3 separate regions of the Homo sapiens genome follow, and all the other regions are linked to region 2. A link is a contact called in ENCODE Hi-C data. All regions are on one chromosome and are shown on one strand. Each heading gives the region's core, a stretch centred on a gene start or an enhancer-like site at or near the end of the contact. The rest is flanking DNA. Distances are from core to core; before and after follow the strand shown.

Region 1 (4,560 bases), core at 212-2,711, 3.7 Mb after region 2:
GAAATCAACGCTCCCCTAATCACAGTAGACAGTAGTTTATTTAAAAGCTCCGCATAACCCACACAAGAGCTTATCTGAAGCCTGGTGCCACTGTTGCGGTGGGATGCAGACTTCCTGCCACCAAAGTCCATAACCTTCTCCTCTCAAATCACACATCTTTCTCTCCTCTGCCCCTAAACCCTTAGAAGAGGGGATTCTGGCTAAGAGAAAAAACCCGGGGGCCTGGGACCCATTGCAAGATTCTACTCCACAGATAGCAACAAGTCAACAACAAAACTGTTTACTTCCCCCCTAAGCCGGGTGTTTTTCCAATGGCGGATTCCTGGATCACAGTCACTAACACGAAGACACTACCACAACCCGCGATGACCCCTCCACCCCAGAAAAACAACGCGGGACTCCCGGCTAACATACCACACAGGGACAATCTGGGGCAAGCAAGGAGGAGAAAGGGCCTCGCTGGCTCCCTAACCTCCCCGCCACGTCCAACCTCTATCTCCAGGGCCCAGCGCGCAGCGGCCAATTCCTGCCTCCCCTCCCCGCCCCCACCCCTCCCCCACTCCTCCCCAATCTTCTGCGTCACAAAACTTTCCACTCCGGAAACGCAGCCTCCCCGGCTGCGGCGCAGGGCCCCCGGACCCTGCGGAACCTGGGCTGAAGCGAAAAAGCCAGCGGAAGGAACCCGGGAAAAAACAAGAAACCCATTCCATCCTCCTTTCCAGGCCTTCGCCCGCCCGAGACCCGCCGTCTCCCGGAGGTGAGCCACAGCGCCGCCCAGCACCACACAAAAGAGGCCGCCGCCATTACCCCGAGCGAAGGCCGCCCCCTCCCACATTCCTGGGCCGCGTTCTACCCCTTGCTCGCAGGCACGCAAACACCGGGTGCCGCCAGGTCCTCCGGACGGGAATCCAGGCTGCGCCAGCCGTGAAGGCCGAAGCCCTCCAAGCCAAAAGGGCCTCCAGTCGCGTCCCGCCGCGCTGCGCACTCCCGCAAACCCCCCCAGGTCACTAATCAGTCGGGATTCGCGCATGCGCGTCCCCGCGAGAGCGCGCGCACTTCCTCCCCCTCCGCCCGCCTGCGCACGCACACACAAAAGCCGCCATTGTGCTCGTCCCGGGGACAATACAGCGGGCCGAGACCGGGCCCGGGCGACAGCCCCAACCAACATTCCTATCCCTCTATAGCCCCGGGGCACTCACACCCGCCAGCCCGGGGCACCCAGAAAATGAAAAGTAAGGGTGCCGGTTAGCGCTGCGCCATTAGCCAGGTTAGGTCAGGGGAGGAATTCACGCAGCAGCCAGCCCGGTGGGGTTCTTGCGGCTCACCTGCTGGTCCAGCCCGAGCGCATTTTCCACTGCCACATGACTCATCCCTGAAGAGTACCGAGAACTCGGAGTCTTCCGCTGCTAAGCGAGTGTTTGTTCCACCGCGAAGGCCCTCTCACGGGAGAACTGCGGCTCTGGAGCGCACCGCGCGGCCACGGATCTAATATACCCGCTGGAAAGCCGGCTACGTCAGCACGTACAACGTGTGCCCTCCCTCTCACACCGCAATTCCCTGTCGCGGCGACTTCTGCCCGGCTACTGCGCGCTCCCTCAGGTCTAAGCTCAAGGGATTTCCTACTTAGTCCTGTCGCCCCTAGCAGTCCTGCCTTGGAGCTTAGGGTGCGAAATGCTGTCCCAGTTCTCTCGAGCTACACTTCCCGTGCTCTCCGCTAAAACCCTAGTCTCAGCCTCGGAGTTCTCGAGATCTCGCGAGAACTTGCGTCTCCCGCTTTCCACCGGCTAAGACGCCTGAAAATGTTAACCTAGGCCTCTTCGCCCCCCTTTCCAACCTTACGCATTCGCTCCCCTTTCCAACTCTATGCACTCAGCTTTCGTTTTTCGTTTTTTTTGTTTTTGTTTTTTTTTTCCTAACACTGGCCTTCACTCTTCTTCCTCTCTCAGTTCCCGGGCTTGGAGATGTGGTGGGATTTCTCCGGTCTAATCTGCCCTCGCTCTTCCGCGGGTAGCCTCCCCTTAGTGGGAGCTAGGCAGATTCCCGAAACTGAGAGGGCGGCAGGCCACGTGACCGTAGGTGTCGCGTGCGGTGGCCATTTTGTGAAGCAGGAAACGGTGGCTTGAATATAGAGTGCTCCGGACGGGGGAGGGGAGGGGAAGAGGAGGAGAGAACAGAGGGAAGGGGAGGAGAGGGAGGGAAAAGAGGGGAGCGGAGTAAGGGGAAAGGAGGAGGGAGGAGGGTAGGATGGTGACCGGGGCGGGAGTCGGGGGGAAATGGAGGGGAGCCGGCGGCGCGCGCAGGTGGCCGGACACCTTCCTGCGCGGTTGCCTAGGCAGCGGGGGCGCCGCCTAGAAACACACAATGGCCCCTCCTGGCCAACCCCCCGACGTGTGCGCGCGCGCCTCCGCCCCCGCCCCCCGCGGTGAGGGAACAATGAGACAGACACGCGCTGATCCGGAACCGCCGCTGGCGCGCCCTCCCGGGACCCCGGCTCTCCGCAGGAATGCGGGCTACATTTGCCCCTAGTTTCCTCCCGCGGGGCGCCCAGCGGCTTAGGGCCGGTGACCACCGGCGTTGCGGGGACCCCGCGGGTGGCGAACGGCTCTTCTAGGGCCCAAGGGTGTCGGGAATGTTTGTAGCCGGTGCAACCTGGGCCTGCCGGAGGGGCTGCAGCGGGGTTACCGGCCTGGGCTCGGGGTGACTCTCAGGCCGCTGCGGTGGATGAGGAACAGGAGGAACCGGGTTTCTACCGTCGGTGGAACCTCTTCCTGTGGTTCCCTCCTAGGCAGGCCACCCCAAGTCCCGGCTTCGGTGCCGCAGGCCCTTAAATAGAAGAAGGTGTTTACTAGTGGATTCCCGGCTTTGAGCCGGCGCCCGCACATCCGTAGTTTCTTATGACCGCTTTCCCCTCTCTTCTGACCCTCAGCCCTACGAAATTAAATAAAACGCAGTGGTTTCCACCACCCCCACAAAAGGTCTTCTGCTGCCAGAATTCAAATAGTTCGTGCTCATCACATAATTTACTATACACATAACTTCTCTCCCTTCTCAATTTTTAAAATCGAGACGGAAATTCGAACGAGATAGGGAGAGAATATCACACTGTCGGGGGCAAGTTGTTTAACGGCTTTGGGTCTCAATTTGCTCATCTATAAAAGGAGTCTGCTACATTCCATAACCCTGTGAAAGACCCAACTCCTTTTCATAACGAGTATTTTCTAACGCCCCCTTTACCTATACTGAAATAACAAAACCTAAATTGTTTATGTAAACCTACAAACACAATTTCAAAAAACATGATCTGTCAACAAACGAAAGCAAAATGATTATAATAAAACAATGTATTATAATATGTAAATGCCGCCGCACAGCTACACTAACTGGTGGGAAGACACTTGCCCAGTAGAGCCACAAATGCAAACTGGAAAGGTGTGTTGATTTCACAACTCAAGTTCCATGAGCAGCATTGCTACTAGGAACCTCATTTTCCAAAATGATGAACTATTAATAATTTTTAAATAAAACAGTACAATCTTCCTTCAATTGAAACAGTACCTGCATTTGTGGAAAATTCAGGATATATGGAAACTGGGCAAAGATACTTTGTGTTCATATGTAAAACAGTGTTAGTTCTAGGCTTAGATGATAATGAACTAGTTTTTCACCGACATGTGTCCAGTGATTCAATTATTCGCTCTGTGGGACTGACCAGCATCATAGAACATCCTAGCGTGCCTGGCTCCTGCCCACTAAATGCCAGTAGCTCTCGCCAGTCATTGTGACAACCAGAAATACACAGATTTCTACAATGCCCCTTGGAGAGCCACTAGGTTTAATGATATTAGGGTCCCTTCCTGCCCTGAGATTCGTGGATTCTCATGGAGTTTTGGTGAAGGACCTCGGTTTTGTTTCAGTTTCGTTTTCCTATGAACCAGGGTAAACATGAGTCAGGTTCGAAAACTGTGAGTTCCGACAGCTCTTCAAACTGCATATAGCAACAATGGGATGCACTGACTACCCTGGTTCTGGGCTTTGTTTTACTTTTGAGTAGAGCCGAGTACAGGGTACCGCCATGGGAGTACCTAAAAGAATTGAAATATACAGCAGTTCCCTATTTTCAATTAACCCCTGCTCATAGGCATACTTGGTTCAAACCACCAGGGTATTTTGTTAATCAATACGTTATAATTGGAATATCCAATTGGAGAGGAAGCGGGAAAACATACAAAGCTTTGTCTTTAAACACATTCACTTTGAAAAAGAATGATGTGCACACTTGAGGCAGCTAAATAAATGAGCCAACTTTCACAGCACTCCGAATGACTTTTCCGTTTAGCAACATTTGCATATTTTCTCCACATGGCAGTTATTTGCAAATTTTATTTGAAGTGACCTAAAAAAGGGTTAGAAATGGCTGAAACCAGGCCGGCCGCGGTGGCTCACGCCTGCAATCCCAGCACTTTGGGAGGCCGAGGCGGGCGGATCACGAGGTCAGGAGACTGAGACCATCCTGGCTAACACCGTGACACCCCGTCTCTAAAAAAAATACAAAAATTAGCC
Region 2 (4,621 bases), core at 507-3,006:
ATGTCCTCTTAAGTTACTGACCTTAAAAAATCTTGTAAGACAGTTAAGATTAATTACAGCAATCACCATGTTGTAGGTCACTAAGGAAAATGCTGCCAACAACGTGGACCCAATAAAGAAAAAAATAAAATATAAAAAAGGATGTAATTTCTGCCCTAGTCTATGTCAGAATAACAACTAAATAGTTAAAATTTGACAGGAAATAATGAAATAGAAACTAACAGAAATAGAAACTAATAGAAAATGAAACAAAGACCAGCTGGGCACAGTGGCTCACGCCTGTAATCCCAGCACTTTGGGAGGCAGAGGCAGGTGGAACACTTGAGGTTGGGAGTTCAAGACCAGCCTGACCAACATGGAGAAACCCCGTCTCTACTAAAAAATACAAAATTAGCCAGGTGTGGTGCTGCATGCCTGTAATCCCACCCAGCTACTTGGGAGGCTTGAGGCAGGAGAATCGCTTGAACCTGGGAGGCAGAGCGTGCGGTAAGTTGAAATCGCGCCATTGCACTCCAGCCTGGGCAACAAGAGCGAAACTGTCTTAAAAAAAGACAAGAAAAGACAAGAAAAGACAAGAAAAGACAAGAAAAGAAAAGAAAACACAGACCAAAAGGTATTTTTAACACTCAAACTCTTTAAAGAAAAATGACTATAGTGTAATTTATAGTAAAGTTCTAGTGTCACAATTAAAGCGATAAATTTAAATTAATTGAAATTTCTTCTCCATACTCCATTGCTCCTACCCCACATCCCTCCCAAGCAGCAAACTTATATATAAATAAAATTTAATTTCACCTCAATCATTCGTCAGTGACAAACATTTAACGGTAGACCCAGGATACCTTCTAATAAAATAATCTGAACAACAGAAAAGATAATCACACTTTTACATAACAATAAATAAGACATATAAGTACTAGCAACTGCAGGAAGAGGTTTATATGGCTATAAATAAGAATTGTTTTGAACTTTAAAATGTAAAAGCTATATTAAATGGTCAATGTAGCCAAACTAGAACTAATGTTTATAATTTCTATTTATAGAATGGTTATTTTCTATATATCATGACAATCTACAACCAAAAAAAGATCTTTTTAAAATCTACTATATGTCTGCTCAAACTTAACATTTAATGTATCAGAAAATATTACAGAATTATTTGTTTGTTCCAGTTATGTTAACTAAATTTCATTCAAGATTTAGTCACTTATAGAGGACAACAACTACAAGTAAATGAGAAAAATTATATATGTGTCATATACAATGAAAAGGCCAGTAAGAATCTATATGTCCTCCAAATATCAGAGAAAGATGATGCTGCCTGATCCTTTGATTCTTCTTTTGTGGGACAGAGGAGGTTCATTTCTTCATAAATTTCTGAGGCCCTGCCCTTCCTAGACTAGCAGAATATGTCTGGCTCCTTCCAGAATGGCTGACAGTCTGTCATGTCTCTCCACTGCCCATTGCCCCTGACCTCTTCCTTCCTCTTCTGCCTGCTTTATAACCTCTTCTAGATTCAAACAGTCCAGTTTTCTCAATTGTAAGCAAAGACTAGCCTTGATAAGTGATGGGGTCCATTCCTAGCCTAACATTTAATAGGCTCTGATAAAAAAAAAAAAAAAACCCATAGGGTTTTCCAGCCTTGCTGTATTTGGCCAAATATGATTTAACCCATTCTCTTGTTTAAATCCCCAGAGCGAAGTCAATCACACTGAAGCTGACAACCTAGTAACCAGTAGAGGGCAGTAACAGCACAATCAGACACACCCACTCAAAATAAGCAATTTACAGGAATACTTCTCACATCTGATTTGACTACAACATCTAAGCAAAATAAAGCTTCTGTCAAACTCTTAGATGAATGACTACACCATCTTTTGCTTACTTCCCATATCTTAAACGGTCCAAATTTCAGCATTCTGATCATGCCAGTAAGTCAAACATTTTCACTTTGATGAACTTTCCCACACTAACCTGCATGCCTTCAGAACTTCTGCTGAGCTGGGGTATATGGACACAGACATTGATGGTATGATCTGTGGACTAGGTTTGTGGTTAACCAGAAGCAGATCTGTTTTCATGGGGCTCTGAGATTCTTCCATCCCTTCTCCATTAATTGTGTGTAGCCCACTGTGAGGGCTGTTAAGGCTGGTAACACTGTTTGTGGTTGTCTGCTCAGTGGATTTTGGAGAAGGTGTTGCTGTTGAAATGGCTGAAGATGGTGAAGAGGCAACAGAGTTATCAGTCTTTGTATGAACAGCTGGGTGGATGTTATTGACTTTGTCACAGGTTCCAGTACCCACATTGTTATTGGCTTTTCCCATCAACAAGGCAGAGAGCTGAGGATTGTCTGAACTTAGTAAACCTGGTGACTTAGAATCTCCATGGCTAGGACTGCAAACAGCATCTGCCGTCATCTGATGGACATGATTAGGAAGTCCCTCGACACTGGCAGTGCTGTTAGGTGTCTCTCCAGTGTGCCTGCTTGTTTCAGGCACCGTCAATATGTTTCCTGAAGGCTTGCTCTCTTTGGTTAAGGTAATGCCTTGTTGTCCACCTGAGGTAGCAGTGTGAGAGGAGAGGTGATTGAGAGCAGCCCCCTGTGTTACTGAATTGCTAGGCAGGGTGGGATGTCCGTTCTGATTCTGAATACCAGAGCCAGCTGCCTGGAGATGCTGGGAAGGCCCAGTGGAAGAGAGAGGTCGTTCACCATTAGGACCTGCCGAATGTGAACTCTGACCTTTGTGAAGCCCCTAAAAAGAAAGAAAAATAGTTTAAATCTAATATTAAGCAAACTCAGAATATACAGAATTTAAAATATTAAAGAGAAAAGCCACTAAAAATAAATATCTAACTGTATAAGATAATTTGACCCAAGTCCTAAAGTTATCAAAAAGTACCTGCAACTTAGCTAATCAGTATTTAACATCTTTAGAGAAATTTTTCTTCCTTGCTATCTAAAATGACTCCATTATTAGTGTAGAATAAACTACTTCAGATGAAGCATTACAAATTTTAAGTTCCAATATACATATTTTCATCTCTAAAATCAGACATGGATAGACATATATCATCATTAATAATTAAAAGCTATGACCATGGATCAACATAAACCAACTCTCACTGGTCTGTGATCTGTTAAAAGATTAATATAGAAAGTGAGTTCATTAAGCCTTTAAAATTATCATTAAAATATAATCTTCTGTAATTCAAATCCTATTGTTAAAGTAGCTATCCTCAAAATTAAGGGCAGAACTATTAAATCTATGAAAATATTTCAAAAAATACCTAAAGTTTCCCCATCTATCCATCCACACATATTTAGAAGACTAGATAGGCTTGGTGCAGTGGCTTATGTCTGTAATCCCAGCACTCTGGAAGGCCGAGGCAGGAGGATCGTTTGAGGCCAGGAGTTCGAGACCAGGCTGGGCAACACAATGAGACTCCGTCTCCACAAAAGAAAAAGAGAGAGAGAAAGGGAAAGGGAAAGGGAAAGGGAAAGGGAAAGAGAAAGAGAAAGAGAAAGAGAAAGAGAAAGAGAAAGAAGAGAGAGGAGAGAGGAGGGAGAGAGGGGAGAGAGGGAAGGAAAGCAGGCAGACAAGCTAGGTGTGTTGACAAGTGTGCCTGTAGTCCAGCTACACAGGAGGCCAAGGTGGGAGGATCTCTTGAGCCCAGGAGTTTGAGCCAGCAGTGAGCTAAGATGGTGCCACTGTACTCCAGCCTGGGTGACAGAGCAGAACCTTGTGTCTCTCTTTTTTTTTTTTTTTTTTAAAAAAAAAGGGGAGAAAAAGACATTTTAAGTCTCCACTAATGACTTTGAGATAAACTTTATTTTTCATCACCTGAATTTGAAAACTTAGAAAAATACACTGCTACTGTTAAAGCAATCTGAGGGGGCAGTATACTAACAGTTAATAGAAGTTTTAAGACTAGAGGAAGATCACTTAGGGCATTTAATAGAATGAAAATATGATAACTGGAACTAATTTTTACCTGAAATTTGCCTCTGGTGTCACAGAGAAACTTCTTTAAGAAGAATATTTTCATTTCATTTTACTTACAAAATAATTAAATAGGACAGCCAATTTTTCAGCAACACTGATTAAAGTAACATTGGAATCATAAAACGAGTTTACATTTGGAGTTGAGATTACTTCAGCAACAAGGTTAGAGCATTTTGTCAGTAATAAGCTATAAAAGAATAAAACTATAGCTGATAACAAGATATTTATATACTAAAAGGTGCATTTAATCATCTAGTTAAAGTCAGCTAGCATGCCCCTAAAATCAGTTTCTGAAGCTGAAAATTTTAAACTAATGTTTTTACTCAATAGGCTTATCTACCTAAAACACTAGATATATTAAAAGTTGATACACATTGGCCAGGCGCAGTGGCTCACACCTGGAATCCCAGCACATTGGGAGGCCAAGGCAGGCAGATCACCTAAGGTCAGAAGTTCAAGACCAGCCTGGTCAACATGGTGAAGCCCTGTCTCTATTAAAATACAAAAATTAGCCGGGCATGGTGGTGGGCACCTGTAATCCCAGCTACTCGGGAGGCTGAGGCAGGAGAATCACTTGAACCTAGGAGGCGGAGGTTGCAGTGAGCCAAGATCGCACC
Region 3 (4,630 bases), core at 1,771-4,270, 4.0 Mb after region 2:
CTTGTTGTGTGACCAACTAATCAAGAACTGGATGATTAGCAAATTCATGACAAACATCCATTTCAAAACCATAAGCTGCATTATTACCACCATGTCAAAGAAAAATCTCTGAGAAGATAGCAAAGAAATCTCATACCTTAAGATATTAAAAACAAGACTCTGGAAGAAAAAAGATCTAAAGTAAATCCTACTTGAGCATTCCATAGATAAAACATGAGAACTGGGAGGTCGACACGGGCGGATCACGAGGTCAGGAGATCGAGGCCATCCTGGCTAACACGGTGAAACCCCGTCTCTACTAAAAATACAAAAAATTAGCCGGGCGTGATGGCACGCGCCTGTAGTCCCAGCTACCAGGGAGGCTGAGGCAGGAGAATCCCTTGAACCCGGGAGGTGGACGTTGCAGTGAGCCGAGATCGTGCCACTGCACTCCAGCCTGGGCGACAGACAAAAAAACAAACAAACAAAACCATGAGAACTATGGACTATGGAACACCAAACTAGAGACCCCAATAACCTGGTGAAAGGTAAAATCTGCCCTTCAATGTTCCTTCCTGAAGTAACTTAAGATTCTCACATGTACTGTTGCTGGTGCTATTACTCCCTCCAGAAATTCTCAGAAACTACCAAGGTCAGCAAACAAAAGAAACATGAGAACGCTGATAACCAGAATTACAAGTTACATGTTCATGCAAAAAAATACAAGAAAAGGGGTAGAGAGAATTCATATAGTCCAAACGTCCTATTTTTAAATTAGAGAAAATAAAACAGTAAAATACCAAAGACATTTTGAGTTCACCTGTGGAACACCAATTCCAAATACTTCAAGCTTTCACTCCACCCAAAAGCTGGAACGATAAAGTTTAAAGGGTTAAAGTTAGATGTATGACACAGCACATGAGTTTAAAAATTGAGAAAACGAATGTTGACACTTTTTTATATTTAATACATAATTCTTCAAGAATTTGAAGGTATTTGCTGAAACCAAAATGGCAGCCCAGCGAATTAGAAGACGAGCGAGATCTAAAGGAGAGTTTATAGTCTCTATTTTTGAGTTCAAGTGTACTAACCAGCCAAGCTAGTCATGGTTAAGGAGTCCTTACCTAAGGGTAATCAGCTCCGAGAGGGTTAAGTACCTGCTGGAAAGTTTCCTAATCAATGCACCCCAAATCATTCTTCCTCAAAAGTGAAAGTATACAAACGTTAAGTAGATTTAGGGACTCATGGGTTTCCAGGTAAAAGAACAGTACACATACTTCTCTCCCCGAAAAATAAAGCATGAATATTTAATCTATACCTACAACTTGCTTATTTAAACTAAAAGACAATCTGAAGCAATTATATACACCTGTAAACTGCACCGTGTAAATTCAATTAACGTTGTAACTATGGAACTTCCAAAAAATAACATGCTTAATTTAAGCAGGTTCTACTAGAAATTTTGCAAATTCTCGTGTAAGTTCTAGTCGCTACAGAAATCCACACAAATAATTTAAGAAGCCATCTACACACCTGCTGTATAACTCTTTAACTTATTTCACAATGAATGAAAAATCAGCCATTTATCCAACCCTAAGCCTCACGTCACAAGAATCTGAAGACCTGATCACTACCAAACTCGCACATGCTAATATTTGCAGAAACAGTTAAAAATAGAAAGGTAATAGGTCCAAGCTAGCTTGGAAGCGATTTCTGCATTCAAAAACCCCTTTCACGGCTTTGGCCCTCTGCAAATAAAGCGGGGCGAAGGAGGTGTAGGAGGCCGATAACCCAGCTCCCACTCCAGGAGCCCAGGGCCGGGGAGAAACTGCGGGTTATCGCGGGAGGGTGGGGGGAGGCGGACAAGTCGTCAGGCCTGATAGCCAGGCGTAGCCGAGGCCTAGCTCCCCAGCTCCAAATCACTCCACCTCAGTAATGGCGTTTGGTGTCAAGTGGAACCAGACCGGGTAGGAAAGCGGCCGCCGGGCGGGGGGCGGCCAGCCCCCAAACCGACCCGGCCCCCGGGTGCGGACGGCGGGGGGGCTGCCCGCCACGCCCGGAGACTCCATCCTCCTACTCGGCCCCAGACAGGACGGGAAGGGGGAGGAGGGGGAGGGACGGAGCCGTCAGCCATTTTCCCTTACAGTCCAAAACACACAGACACGCTCTCGGGACACCGGCTCCACACACAACACGGGCCCGCGCGCCCGCCCAGCCCGGGCCGGAGGAGGGGGAACGGGGAAGCCCCAGCCTGGCCGGCAGCCGCCGAGGGAAGAGGCTCGCACACACGCACACCCCCCTCGCCCTCCTCCCCTCACCCACATCCAGCTGTTGGCCCCGGGAAAGAGCGTCGCCCCAGTGCAGCTGGCCACTCACCGCACGACACAGACGTCTTCTCACAACCAGGGCACACGGAGGCGGGAGGCACCAGGCGACGGTGGGGCTCGGTCCCGGGACGAGACCTACCCTGGGTGCATCCCAGGCCCGGGGGTGACCGGCAACAAAGTGTATCGAAAGGCTGCGGCGGCCGGGCTCGGGGCTGCGGGCGTCTCAACCAAAAGGCTGCACACCGGCGCCGGAACTCGCTCCTCGCCGCGCCCGCCTCCTCCTCCTCCTTGGCCGGCGACGGCCCTCTTCCCCTTCTCCCCTCAGGCTGGGGCTCTCGCTGAGCTCAGACGGGCTCCGGGCGGTGCGTTTCTCCTGCGTCACCTCCTCCTGCTCCTCCTCCTGCAGCGACGGCTTCACCTTCCCCTAGTCGCCGCCTCTGTCCCCGCTCCAGGCCTGGTGGCTTTGAAGTAGCTCGCTCCTCGCTCCCGGCGCCGACCCAAGCACCGGGCGCTAAGGCGGCCGCCTCCCGTGAGAGAGAGGCGGCGGCGGCGGGCTCCCGCGAGGCCCGGGAGCTGTGTAAGGCGGGGAGGGGCTAGGCGCGACAGAGGCCCTGACGGGGCCGGGTGCGGAGAGGTTGCGGCTCCGGCGGCGGCGGAGACTAGCGTCCGCAGCCGCGGATGCCCGTCCTCGTCAATATGGCGGATCCGGCAAACCAAAAAAAAAAAAACCGCTCGGCCAGTGGCGGCGGCGGTAGCGGCGACGGCGGCAGCAGCGGTGGCGGCGGCGGCGGCGGCGCAGACTCCCACTAGCCCCAGAGCCGCCCAAGACCCGAAGTTCTCCGCCCCCGTCAGGGCCCGCCCCTTTCAGGCCCCTCCTTTCGGCCCTCCCCCTGCTCCTGCCCAGCCCCCTCCCGCTCAGCTGCCCCCTCTTCTCTCCCTCCACCCCGGGCCGTCAAGGCTGGGAGAGCAGCGCGAGCCGCTGAGGGGGCCGGGCTTCGGCGCGAGCCGCCGGGAACCCGGAGAGCTAGGGTGGGGGAGGGGAAGACAATGCGGTAAAGATTGTTCGCGCAGTACTGTTTCTTCCGGCTGGCCCCTTCAGGGTCGTGCTACGGCCAGAAATCCTGTTCCATGCCCCTCGGCTCAGGAGCGGGACGAGGGCAGAGGTGGCTCTAGGACCGAAGTTGGGGAAGGGAGGCCCGAAAAGATCTGGCACACCACTCGGGAGGGGCTGGGCGGCAGGGACTGGCGGGGTGTGTGGCCACGACAGGGTTAATCGCGTGAGCCGCAGCCGCGTCGCTCATAGTTTGACTCGGGCCGCTTGTTTTTGTTCCATTGTGAACCGTAGCCCCGCCGACAAGAACCCGGATGATGACGTCACCGGCCTCCCCCTTTTCCGGGACCGTGGGGGGAGGGGCGCGGAAAGATGAGATCTCGAGACCACGCGCTGGGCGGTCGCCGCCGCGGTGCCTGGAGGTCCCGGCGGTGCAGCTGACCCGCGTCACGTGACGCACGAGCTGGCCGGGCCACTGGCTGCGGGGGCGCGAGGTCCCGAGGGCCTGGCCACCTGCTTGGCGCCGATAGGGGGAAGGTGTGGCTATCTCCCGCAGCGGAAGGAGGGGGCGTGGGGAGTGAGGTCCTTTTCCCCACCCCGCGAGGGAGGTGCTCTGAGAAACTCTTTCACACGATCATGCATCATCACTACCTCAAAGCGTTTAGGCGTCCTCAAAGCGTTTAGGCGTCCTCACAGCCTAGCTGACGGGACTGACCACCTTTTTGGCCATAGGAGCCCTTCAAACAGACCAGCAAAGAAAAAAATTATAAAGTGCCCCAGACGGCTTAGCGAATAGGCCGTACTTGATGTGGCAAGATTAGCCTCCATTGCCAGATCATCAGCACAATTCGGTGTTAGGACCCGGAAGAAACTTATGAACCCATCCGCTGTGTCATGGACTATTTTCTACATGTTTATATTCCAAAGTGCGGGCATAGGAAAAACTTAGGCTAATCTCAAATTAATGGGGTGCTTGGAACAAATCTGTACAGTCTACCTAGGATGCCCAAATGAAGAGGAAATTAACAGTTCCTAATTTACAGATTTCCTTTTGACTTAAAAAATACCTGTGGACATCAAATGGCATGCAAAATCATAGTAAAACCCTACAAACCGAGATCTATTTTATAGAGAAGAGGGTTGAATTTAGTTATGCTATGATTATATCAGTTTGTAATAAAAGACTGTTAAAAATGGAACCAAACTAATGTAGGTGACAGTGAAAGCAAGTTATTGGTATCTTAAATTTTTAAACCATTTCTCTATTTAGCAC

What was found. A loop is a pair of places that touch in the nucleus more often than their neighbours do. Pooled maps may share reads with other maps.
Region 1: a loop to region 2 is called in a map with no recorded cell type, with 12 times the contacts of the local background. The contact joins the promoter of DDX3X here to the enhancer-like site in region 2. A Hi-C loop is called at or near these places in 2 of 37 single-sample maps with no recorded cell type and 3 of 50 pooled maps.
Region 3: a loop to region 2 is called in a map with no recorded cell type, with 10 times the contacts of the local background. The contact joins the promoter of USP9X here to the enhancer-like site in region 2. A Hi-C loop is called at or near these places in 2 of 37 single-sample maps with no recorded cell type and 2 of 50 pooled maps.

Annotation. Positions count from the first base shown.
Region 1 is chrX:41,331,063-41,335,622 of GRCh38, reverse strand. DDX3X (DEAD-box helicase 3 X-linked) reads right to left here and starts at 1,461. Exons shown (of 17, transcript NM_001356.5): 1 at 1,326-1,461. The coding sequence starts at 1,370. RefSeq lists an enhancer at 1,831-2,060 and a silencer at 2,151-2,640.
Region 2 is chrX:45,067,711-45,072,331 of GRCh38, reverse strand. KDM6A (lysine demethylase 6A) reads right to left here. Exons shown (of 30, transcript NM_001291415.2): 18 at 1,975-2,753. Among named protein-coding and RNA genes, the nearest start is that of DIPK2B, 130 kb to the left of the region's middle. Within about 2 kb of position 1,756, at least 3 of the 41 ENCODE cell types and tissues checked have a DNase peak (open chromatin) inside an H3K27ac peak, as active enhancers do.
Region 3 is chrX:41,083,835-41,088,464 of GRCh38, reverse strand. It overlaps USP9X (ubiquitin specific peptidase 9 X-linked), which reads right to left and starts at 3,020. Exons shown (of 45, transcript NM_001039591.3): 1 at 2,356-3,020. RefSeq lists silencers at 1,826-2,285, 2,986-3,365, 3,796-3,865 and enhancers at 2,410-2,947, 3,486-4,025, 3,775-4,069.